Regions from separate parts of the Mus musculus genome. Here region 2 is linked to region 1. A link is a loop called in an ENCODE intact Hi-C map of the cell type or tissue named here. Cell type or tissue: left cerebral cortex. All regions are shown on one strand. Region 1 holds the start of Ywhah (tyrosine 3-monooxygenase/tryptophan 5-monooxygenase activation protein, eta polypeptide). Region 2 overlaps Depdc5 (DEP domain containing 5).

Region 1 (5,000 bases):
GGCCGCCCCGCCCCCTCCCGTAGCTCGGCGGGCTGATCCGAGTGCGCAGGCGTGGTCGCGTCCTCCCCGCCCGCCCGCCCGCCCGCGGCGCCCCCTATCCTCTCTCGGCGGCTCCGCGGCGCTCGCCACAGCGCGTGCAGCCAGCCAGCGAGAAGGCGCGAGCGGCGGCGCAGCCTGCAGCCTCCCGCCAGCCGGCGAGCCAGTGCGCGTGCGCGGTAGCGGCCTCGGCGGCGACCGGGAAGCGGACGGGCGGGCGAGCGAGCGAGCGAGTGAGCAGGCGGTGTGGGCGTGCGAGGCGAGGCCGAGTCGCGAGCGACATGGGGGATCGAGAGCAGCTGCTGCAGCGGGCGCGACTGGCGGAGCAGGCGGAGCGCTACGACGATATGGCCTCCGCCATGAAGGCGGTGAGCGCGCTGGGGAGCCGGGCGGCCGGGGGCTGCGGGGCGGGGCGGCCCGAGCCTGGGCGGCGGCTCTCTCCCTACGCGCCGCCACCTTTTGGGCGCGGCGGCCGCTGGACTCTCCGTTTCCTGCGGCCTGGCCGGGGCGGGGTCTCCCCGGGAGGCCTCTCGGTGGCTGGCGGGCGGGGGTCGCCGTGTCCTAGCGCAGAGCCCCGGTGGGGGAGGGGGTGCCCGAGGAAAGGAGGAAGTCGCGTTCCTGCTTCTAGACCCTTCTGCCGGACCTGGGCGAAAGGCGCTTTCCTTCCACCATTCACCCACTTGTAATAAAGGCTCATCCGCGAGTGGAGACCCATCTCCTGGTTTTCTCTACTACGACCGGTTTGGTTTGCTTGTCTGAAGTTGTTTTTTTCCCCCACTTTCCACACCTCGGGTCTGGCTTTGTGTGGGAAGACCCCTTTCCAGCAGTCCTGGGCGTGAAGGAGGGTGTGGGTCCCTGCATACATCCCAACGGTCCATGCTGCGTGCCTTCCTGGAGATGAAATGAAAACGAAGCAACCCTGGGGGCCTTTGCATTCCTGAGACCCTCAGAGATGGATTCTGGAGCTTGATTTCCGGTAAAGGAGACCTGCCCAGCCACACCCTAGTCAATAGCTTAGCCTAGAGCCTACCTGCCTACCCAAGACTTTGGAGTTCTGTTACCACATCACTATAGACAACTCTTCACATCATCCTGGGTTTTTTCTAAAAGAATATTTCTTGTCAAGGTCACACAGTGGCAGAATTACAACTGTGGCCACCTAGCTCTTAAGACTAGGGAGAAAATTTCCTTGGATTCCACCTTAGACTTCTAAATACATAAACATTTTTGAGGGTGAGACCCAGAAATCTGCATTTTAGCAGCCCTTGGGCAGTTTTTAGCTGACCTAAGTATTAACTGCCCTGAATTGTAGCTCATATGACCTATGGCTAGTCTTTGAAAGGCTTTCTTAAACCCACATACTCCATACACATTTAATTTGGAAATTGTATTTTGATACTACATGAAATAGAAAATTGAGGCCAACATTTAGGATTTTCTCAGGTAAGAACAATAATCAAGTTAGCTTTCCTCCAGGGTCCTTGTACACATTCAGCAGGATGTCTCTGGAATCCAGCAACATCACAGGCAGGCCATTTGTTGATTCCTTGGTGATACTGATTTCAGCATTATGGTATGCTTTTCTGGTTAGAAGCATTCATTTATACCAGGGAACATTCTAGGTTTGGGGTATGAATTTTTCTGAAGAAATTGTGGATTCTTTGAGAAAATGAATTTAAAATAACAGTTTTGCAAAATTTTTTGGAAACAAGACTGATATTACTAAAGTGTACCCTGAAAGCCACCTCTATCCACACACCAAGTCACTACTAAATGTCTAAATGTTTCTGGTATTGTGCAAGTTGAGGCCTCTCCCTGAACAGCTGGCTTAGGGGGCCTTTGCTCCATATGTGAGTGGGCTTGGAGGTTTGGGCAGTTTAGGGAGGACCTCTGAAAATGAAGAGGATACACAGTAAAGGGGAAATGGCCATCAGATGTCTGGAGCTATCAACTATCCTGAGGTGGGAAGAAAGGAAAGACTAGAGAGAGATTATAAGAAAAAAACAATTTTAGCAGGAAAAAAAAGAAAAGGTTTCTGGTGTGTTTCTAAATGGCCTTGAAGAGTGTTCTGCAATTTCCTGCTTGTATCCACAGATGTTCTCCGAGGCATTGAGGAAACATTTTGCAAAAGCTAATGGACCTTTGTGTTTGAAATTTATAATCTATGTCTAAAATGATTCATCAGTTGGAAAAGATATCAAACATTGAGAATTTAATATTTGTACCATCAAATTTATGGTAAAACATTCCCTCAAATAAACTGTTAAAAACGAGGAGTATTTTCTATCAGAATTCATGTTTGTCCCACCTGTATTAATGGGATGTACTTTTATCTCATTTGCCTGTTGGTATAGTTTGTAGATGAAATTCTTTTTTTTTTTTTTTTTTTTTTTTTTTGGTTTTTCGTGACAGGGTTTCTCTATGTAGTCCTGGCTGTCTTCGAACTCAGAAATCCACCTGCCTCTGCCTCCCAAGTACTGGGATTAAAGACGTGCACAACCACTGCCCGGCGTAGATAAAATTCTTAATAAATGTTAATGAGTCACCCATTAATAAACCTTAATTAAGCTTTTGGGAAGAGTGAATTCTAGTAAACTTATATTGTTTGCTTTAATTTTTCCCCTTTTAGATAGGGTTTCATGCATCTCAGGCTGGCCTCAAACACATTAATAGATGAGGTTGGCCTTGAACTCCCGATGCTGCGGCCTTAACTGTCAAATGCTGGGCTCACTGGTGCGAACCACCGTGCCTAGCTTATCTCGGGGTGAATGTGGCCTTGCTTTCAGGCAATTGAAAGGCAGGTAAGTATGTAGTTCTAGAGAGTGAAACAAGACACTGGCTGGATGGGATGATCTGAGGCCATTGTTCTGACTTTGAAAGTTAGTTCTCCTGGCTTCACGGTCTCTCAAGTATAAAAGTAGGAATGTTTGTACTACAAGTCATTTTTTGGTCTTTAATCTTCAAGGTTTTCTCTCAATTTAAATGGTTTAATCATATTGCTATAATGTTTCTTAATCCAGCAGCGTCACCTGGAGGACAGTAGTGGTAAACCTTAGGGATTGTGGCTGGGCTTGGAGCTCAGGTGGTAGGGAAGTTGGCCTAGTATGTTGAGGGCCCAGTTTTGATTCCCCAGCAACCTTCCCTCAGTACATTAGAAATAGTGGTGTTCCTTCAGATGAGTTGAAACTCAGTATGAAAAGTCAACACATGCTTCTGAACAGAAGCTCAGTAAAGAGACCTTTAAGCTTTTCCTGATCTCATACCTTGCCAGGTTGGTGGGGTTTAATGTGGACTCTGAAGCAAGCTTATTAAGTGGGATGAAATGTTACTGTAGAAGGACTAGGATATCAGGAAAAAGGGAAACTAGGCCTCCGGTGAATATTGGTAGGTAGAGAGGTGGGCATAATTCAGTCGCTTCTATTCCGGAATCAGTTATATCAAAACATAGGTGGTCATTGTGAAATTATAAAATAAAAACACCGTGTCGTACAGTCTTAGAGTCTCACTGACTTCAAACCCAGGATCCTCTTGCTCGGGCCTCCTGAGTGCTTGGCTTACAGGCTGTGCAGTCACACCCAGCTGCTGTAGTCTTAGTGTTGGCAGAGCATAAAGAGAAATGTTGGATTTGATGACTATGAAATTCAGGATGCAGAAGTGCATTTAAGGAAACATGAGTTGGACAAGAAGAGGTAAAGGCTCTTGTTGCCAATAGCTGGGAGATTGTGAGAAATGGGAGAAGCAGGTGCTGTGTAAAGGTGAATGCCCCGGGGAAGGCATAATCCTATGCTTTTTTCTTTTTTCTTTTTTTTTCCTTTTTTTGAGACAGGGTTTCTCTGTATAGCCCTGGCTGTCCTGGAACTCACTCTGTAGACCAGGCTGGCCTCGAACTCAGAAATCCGCCTGCCTCTGCTTCCCAAGTTCTGGGACTAAAGGCGTGTGCCACCACTGCCTGGCCCTGTGCAATTTTAAAGGTGTAACAAAAACTGACAATATGACTTGAAATTCCCTAAGTGGACCAAACTGGTCTCTGCCTCCCAAAGTACTGGGATTAAAGGTGTGAGCCACCACTCATGGCTAGTGTGAAAGCCACTTTAGTGCTGTTTGAAATAAATGAAAGCTATGAGAGACTTGTTTTCCACTAGCTGGGCACTGAAGTTGTATCTTTACTATAAGCTGAGGAAATAGTGTAGTACTACACCTCCCCTTTAGAAATGTGTTAGGGCCAAGTCTGATGGCTCCTGCCTATAAGCCCAGCACTTGAGCTTGCATAGTTATTGTGAGTTCAAGATTAGATTAGTTACTCAGGCGGTCTAAAAACAGTAAAAAGTTTTGGAGGAGTACCCCAGTGTTTTTGTATTGTATTCAGCAAGTTTATGGCATTTATTGGTTTACTTTCTAGGTGCTTTTTGGATGGGAGCTGTTAGTCTATGTACTTACTGTTTGATTTATACTAATACTTTGTGCTAGGGATCAAACACAGGGCCTTGTGCGTGCTAAGCATATGCTCTACTGCTGGTTGACCCCTCGGCCCTCATGCAATGTCAAAACAGGTGTTTGCAGATACTGTTTGTAACAGCACCATTTTACAGATGATAGATGTCTAATAGTTAATTTTGTCTTGGTCATGTAGTTGTTCCTCGCGTGTTGTACAGTGTCCCATGAAGTTACAGGATAGTTTGACACATGTTCTGCTGCACTAACCATTGTCCCAGTGACTTTCTATAAGGGCACTTACTGAATGTATCTGCCAAGTTTGATTAAAAGTAGAATCTACTAGTTGTGGCTTTGCTACAGTAGACAAGTATGAAGAGGAAGTATGTAGGTCTGAACTTTTTCTGTTCTGAAGGTCAGGGGTCTTTATCACAGTAGTGTTTAAGAATTGCTTGAGCTGCTGTTCTGGCTGTGAATTGTTCCGTTGTACTTGTCAAAGCGGTAAGATGGCTTAGTTGGTAAAGTGTGTCTAT
Region 2 (5,000 bases), 71 kb before region 1:
ATCGCGTATGCATCTCTGTGCGTTGTCCATACCCATACACATGTCATAGAGACCAAAGGAAGATGCTATGGGTCCTTCTCTGTCACTCTACCTTGTTTCCTTTAGTCAAGGTCTCTCATTAAAGTTAGAGCTTAGCCTATTGGTTGGGCCAGCTGGCCAGCAAGCTCTCAAAATCTGTCTCCCCCTCCTCCACAGGCCTGAGGTTACAGGCATGCCTGTCTATAACTGGCTTTTATGTAGGTGCTGGGGATCTAAACTGAAGTCTTTATGCAAGCACTCTTTTTTTTTTTTTTTTAAATCAATGGTATGTATGTGCACTACATGGGAAACTGTTGCCTGTAGAGCCAGAAGTTGGACTTAAGGATGATTATAACTTAGCCAGGGTCATCTGTAAGTGTAACATATGCTCTTAACTACAAAGCCATCTCCCTAGCCCTACCTATGGTTAATTTTGTCATTTGTTTTAAGATAAGTCTGGCAATGTAGCTAGCCTAGGTTAACTTAAATTTTTTGTTATAGTTTTCTATTGTCTCAACCTCGTAGTATGCCTTCCTTAGCCTCTGGGGTTCTAGGATTAGTAGGCATGTGCCACCATGCTTGTCTTAACTAGGGATGGGATCTTGCTGTGTTGTCCATGATGTCCTCAAACTCCTGGATCAAACTCAAGTGATCTTCCTGCCTCAATCTCCTGAGTCTCTGGGACTGCAAGTATATGGCAGAGACACCGAATGTCCCTGGCGATGGAGTTACAGGTGAGCTGCCTCACATGGGTGCTTGGAACTGAACTGGGAACCTCTCTAAGAAGAGTATGCACTTATAACCACTGAGCAGTGTCTCCAGCCTATGCTTGCCTTTCAGTAGCAAAGATTCGATCTTCATTTATCCAACCATAAGGCCCAGTAGTTTAGAAAGGATATCCATTTCTGGTTCTCCCAGTCATCTTATTCTTCTTAAAGACAAGATCCTGGGTAGCTTATGCTGGCTTCAGAATCACCATGTAGCCAGGGATGACTTTGAACTCTTCATCTTTGTGCTTCTACCTCCCACATGCTTAAGCTACACGTGTGTGCCACTGTACATAGCGCTCTCCCTGAGGTGACTCATCTTGCATCTTCAGTCATGCACTTGATTATGTGGCCCCTTTTATAAGTAGCAAATGCTACAGATGACAACAGTATATCAGTTGAACAACACCAGGCTTTGTGAAGGGGACATGAAGAACATCTGGCTGGGATATAAGATGGCTGTGCATAAGGAAAGAGGTTTTGGCGGAAGGTGGAACTCAGCAAAAAGAGAAAGCATTATTGCATGTATCCCCTCTCATGCCGCTCCCTGCCCCAAGGTAGATGTGGTTCCCTGTCTGCTTGCCTGCTTCTTTGACCTACATTAGTCAGATTACCTGTCAGTTTTCTTCTGAGGTTAGAGGTTCAGTACTTCCCGCTGCTGGTTTCATAGAAGATATGTTGTGTAGTTCTATGAAGTTACAGAAGGTGGGATGCTAAGGGGCTCTTTTATACAGATGTTATGTAGGTAGGTTAGGGGAGATGCTGTCTACCGTGTTGTATGGTTCCAGGTTGTATCTAGTAAGAACTTTTACACATTGGCTTTAGAAAGTAAAGTTGATTGGGCAAGAGAGTATGAGGTATGGGTAGAAATTCTTTTGGAGACAGTGTGGAGCGCTGGTCATAGGGGAAGGATTCACTCAGTACACATTTGGTTTTGTTATAATGAAACGTTTCAAATAGATGAAAAAGTGTGGGCTGAGTAGTATATTAAATCCCTCTCTTGTCATCTGTTTCAGTGATCATCTGTTCTTGGCCACTCTTGTTTGATTTATAGTCCATGGATGTTCATCTTCCCTTTTATTTTATTTCTCAAATTCCAGATATCACACTCTTATCTGTAATAATTTCAAAATGTATCTCTGAAAAATTTGTCTTCTTTAAAAAAAACAAACAAAAAAAACAAAACAAAAAACAAAACTAAACCAGGATGACAAGATTGCTCAGTGGGTAAAAGTATTTGCCACAAAGACTTATAACTTGAGTTTCATTCCTGGGACCCACGTTGTGGGATTGAGAATTGACCCATGAAAGTTGTCCTCTGACTTCAACACTTGTACGGTGGCATGTGTGCTCCCCAGTAAAAAAATGTAACTTAAAAAAAATATATGATTGGAGATATGGCTCAACGGTTAAGAGCACTGATTGTTCTTTCAAAGGTCCTGAGTTCAAATCCCAGCAAACACATGGTGGCTCACAACCATCTGTAATGAAATCTGATGCCCTCTTATGGTGTGCCTAAAGAGAGCTACAGTGTATTTATATGTAATAAATAAACATAAAAAAACACCCTAATCATAGTATCCTAATTTATCATACAATTATAATTCCTTAATATTGTGATATATGTTTTCAGCATCTTTGGCAAAAATGTGTCTCTTAGTTAAGGCTGTTATTGTTGTTATTAGAACACCACAGTCAAAAGCAACTTGGGGAGAAGACTTCTTTCTTTGGTTTATGCTTCCACATCACTGTTGATCATTAAAGGAAGTCAGGACAGGAACTCCAGCAGGAGAAGAGCTGCCGCAGAGCTCAGGGAGGGGAGCTGCTTACTGACTTGCTGCTCATGGCTTGCTCAGCCTGATTTCTTATAGAACCCAGGACCACCAGCCTAGGGATGCCACCAATCATAGTGGTCTGGGCCCTTCCCAAAAATCACTGATTAAGAACATGCGCTATAGGCTTGCCTACAGCCTAAGTGTACAGAGGCATTTTCTCAGTTGAGGTTCCCTCTCAGATGACTCTAGCCTGTGTCAAGTTGGCATAAAACTATCCTGTATAGCGCGCTTTCAGAGACAGGTCCCATGCCTAGAATGGCTTGGTGGGTGAGCTCTGTTGGGAAGACCAGGAAAGGCCTCACGATTCTGCCAGCAGGTTCTCCCTGACTGCAGAAAAGAATGAGGAACATACGTTTCTGGGAGTGGTGTGAAAATGGAGGTAAAAAATATCTTATTTTAATTTGTTGGTGAGTCACTGTTTAGTATGCGTCAATGAGCCTCTTTCTGCTCAGACTGGGAAAAGCAAGCCATCTTGTGCTTGTAACATTCCCCAGGGTGGATGATGAGGCTTTCAGTGAACCCATGGCAAGAGCCAGGTCAGACTTGAGGCATTTCCATGCCCCAGATGACTGCTCCTGGCTCATACGCTAGGTTTTTGGGAGGGTGAAGGTAGATTAAAGGAGTCAGACCTTTATACAGTGTTTACTTACACGGTGCTTTTTGTTTTCTTTTCTTTTTTGGGTTTTCAAGAGAGGGTTCCTCTGTGTAGCCTTAGCTGTCCTGAAACTCACTCTGTAGACCAGGCTGGCTTCAAACTCAGAGATCTGCCTGCCTCTGCCTCCTGAGAGCTGGGATTAAAGTGGTGTCCCACCACTGCCCGGCTTGCTTGCTTGCTTTTCTTTTTCTCCTACTATAATAAGCAGATTCAGTTGTATTTGTTGTTACATCAAAGTGAGAGAGAGCTTTCTTTTTATAGTCTGCTGTCGTACTGTAACTGTTTCCTCCAGTTTCCTGCCAGTCTTTATCTGTAAGCACATTCCTTTGATCAAGCTCCTGTAGAGTCAGCTCTGTGCTGACTAACAGCAGTGGATTAGCCTGGGCAGCAGATAGTGGCCTGAAACCTTTTCTGCTTTTATGGGATGAGATAAACAGACAGATGTCCTCATTCTTTGCGGATGGCTCCATGCTAACAGCAGTCCAACAGTGTGATAGTGTCCCATCCACCTATTCTTATGTGAAAGATGTTTGTCTACTTGTGTCTTGTGTTGAGTGTAAGCTGACTTCCTCCTGCCAATCACACACCGTGCAGGCTTTGTGTAGGACTGGTTGCTTTCCCTCTTTCCTTAGAATACCTTGTGCCCTGTACATGTTCTCACATCTATGCATATTCACTATAGCAGGCTCTGAGCTATTGGACAGGAACAGTCTCACCCAGGTATGAATGCCTTCCTGGAGTGCAGGTTAGCACCTAGAAGGCAGTTCAGTAAATGTGGATGGTTATGTGTGTATGAGGCATCTGAGGCTTTCTGCCATTGCTTTCCCAGTCGTGGCCCATTGTTGGAGCCATCAAGACATGCCAAAGAAAGTCATGGTGTGTGTTCATGGATGTGACTCGGAAGAAAGCTGAATAGAGAATATATTGCAGTGTGATAGAGAAATAGAGTTCATTGGTGGACAAAGAGGAAAAGCAAGGGTGTCTTCTGCATCTCCTGTAAAGTATACCTCAGAATAACTAAGTAGCTGCAGATTTTTTTTCTTCCTAAAATATTCTTGCTGATAAACATCAGAAAAAATTCTAGACTATTACTGTGTATAAACACTAAAGAATTAAAGGAACTGAGAACTCATAACTACACAGCACACAGAGGAAGAATCCTTGCCCCCCAGTTGAACCTAAATCCAACTAAACTTTTAGGTCTAGCTCACAGCTCCCAGGAAGTACAGGGAAGAAAGCATGGAATAATAAAGGGAACTGACTCAGTACGCCTGGGTTGTCTACGTCACAGGATAAGCTGCAAGGGGAGAGGGGAGAAGAGGAGTTTAGACTTAAAAGAGATGCAAGAGATTACATAACTGCAAACACAGGCCTTCATAGAATCTCGTTTTGGACACTAACATTCATTTTTGAGGTAGTTGGAGAAACATTTGGTTGTGGTTATGTTTCTTTTTTTTAATTTTTTTTTATTAGATATTTTCTTCATTTACATTTCAAATGCTATCCCGAAAGTTTCCTATACCCTCCCCCAACCCTGCTCCCCTACCCACCCACTCCCACTTCTTGGCCCTGGTTATGTTTCTTAAAGGTTCTTTTCTGAGGGCTGGAGAGATGGCTCAGCGGTTAAAAGCACTGACTGATCTTCCAGAGATCCTGAGTTCAATTCTCAGCAACCACATGGTGGCTCACAACCACCTGTAATGGGGTCCGATGCCCTCTTCTGGT

What was found. Hi-C counts contacts between places; a loop is a spot of excess contacts. Peaks named below come from ENCODE experiments on the same cell type or tissue, not always from the same donor. Only the 100,000 strongest peaks of a DNase experiment are listed, where the experiment ranks them.
Region 2: it touches region 1 in a loop (5-fold over the local background); 6 of 42 quality-filtered maps call a loop at or near these places.

Annotation. Positions count from the first base shown.
Region 1 is chr5:33,018,751-33,023,750 of GRCm38, forward strand. It overlaps Ywhah (tyrosine 3-monooxygenase/tryptophan 5-monooxygenase activation protein, eta polypeptide), which reads left to right and starts at 66. Exons shown (of 2, transcript NM_011738.2): 1 at 66-404. The coding sequence starts at 318. In left cerebral cortex, CTCF peaks have their summits at 126 and 3,075; DNase peaks (open chromatin) are centred at 619 and 3,087; H3K4me3 peaks cover 5,000 bases; H3K27ac peaks cover 4,047 bases.
Region 2 is chr5:32,947,263-32,952,262 of GRCm38, forward strand. The region is part of intron 31 of Depdc5 (DEP domain containing 5); the gene reads left to right. Among named protein-coding and RNA genes, the nearest start is that of Ywhah, 69 kb to the right of the region's middle. In left cerebral cortex, no CTCF peak of the experiment used is centred here; DNase peaks (open chromatin) are centred at 2,975, 3,656 and 4,582; H3K27ac peaks cover 1,804 bases.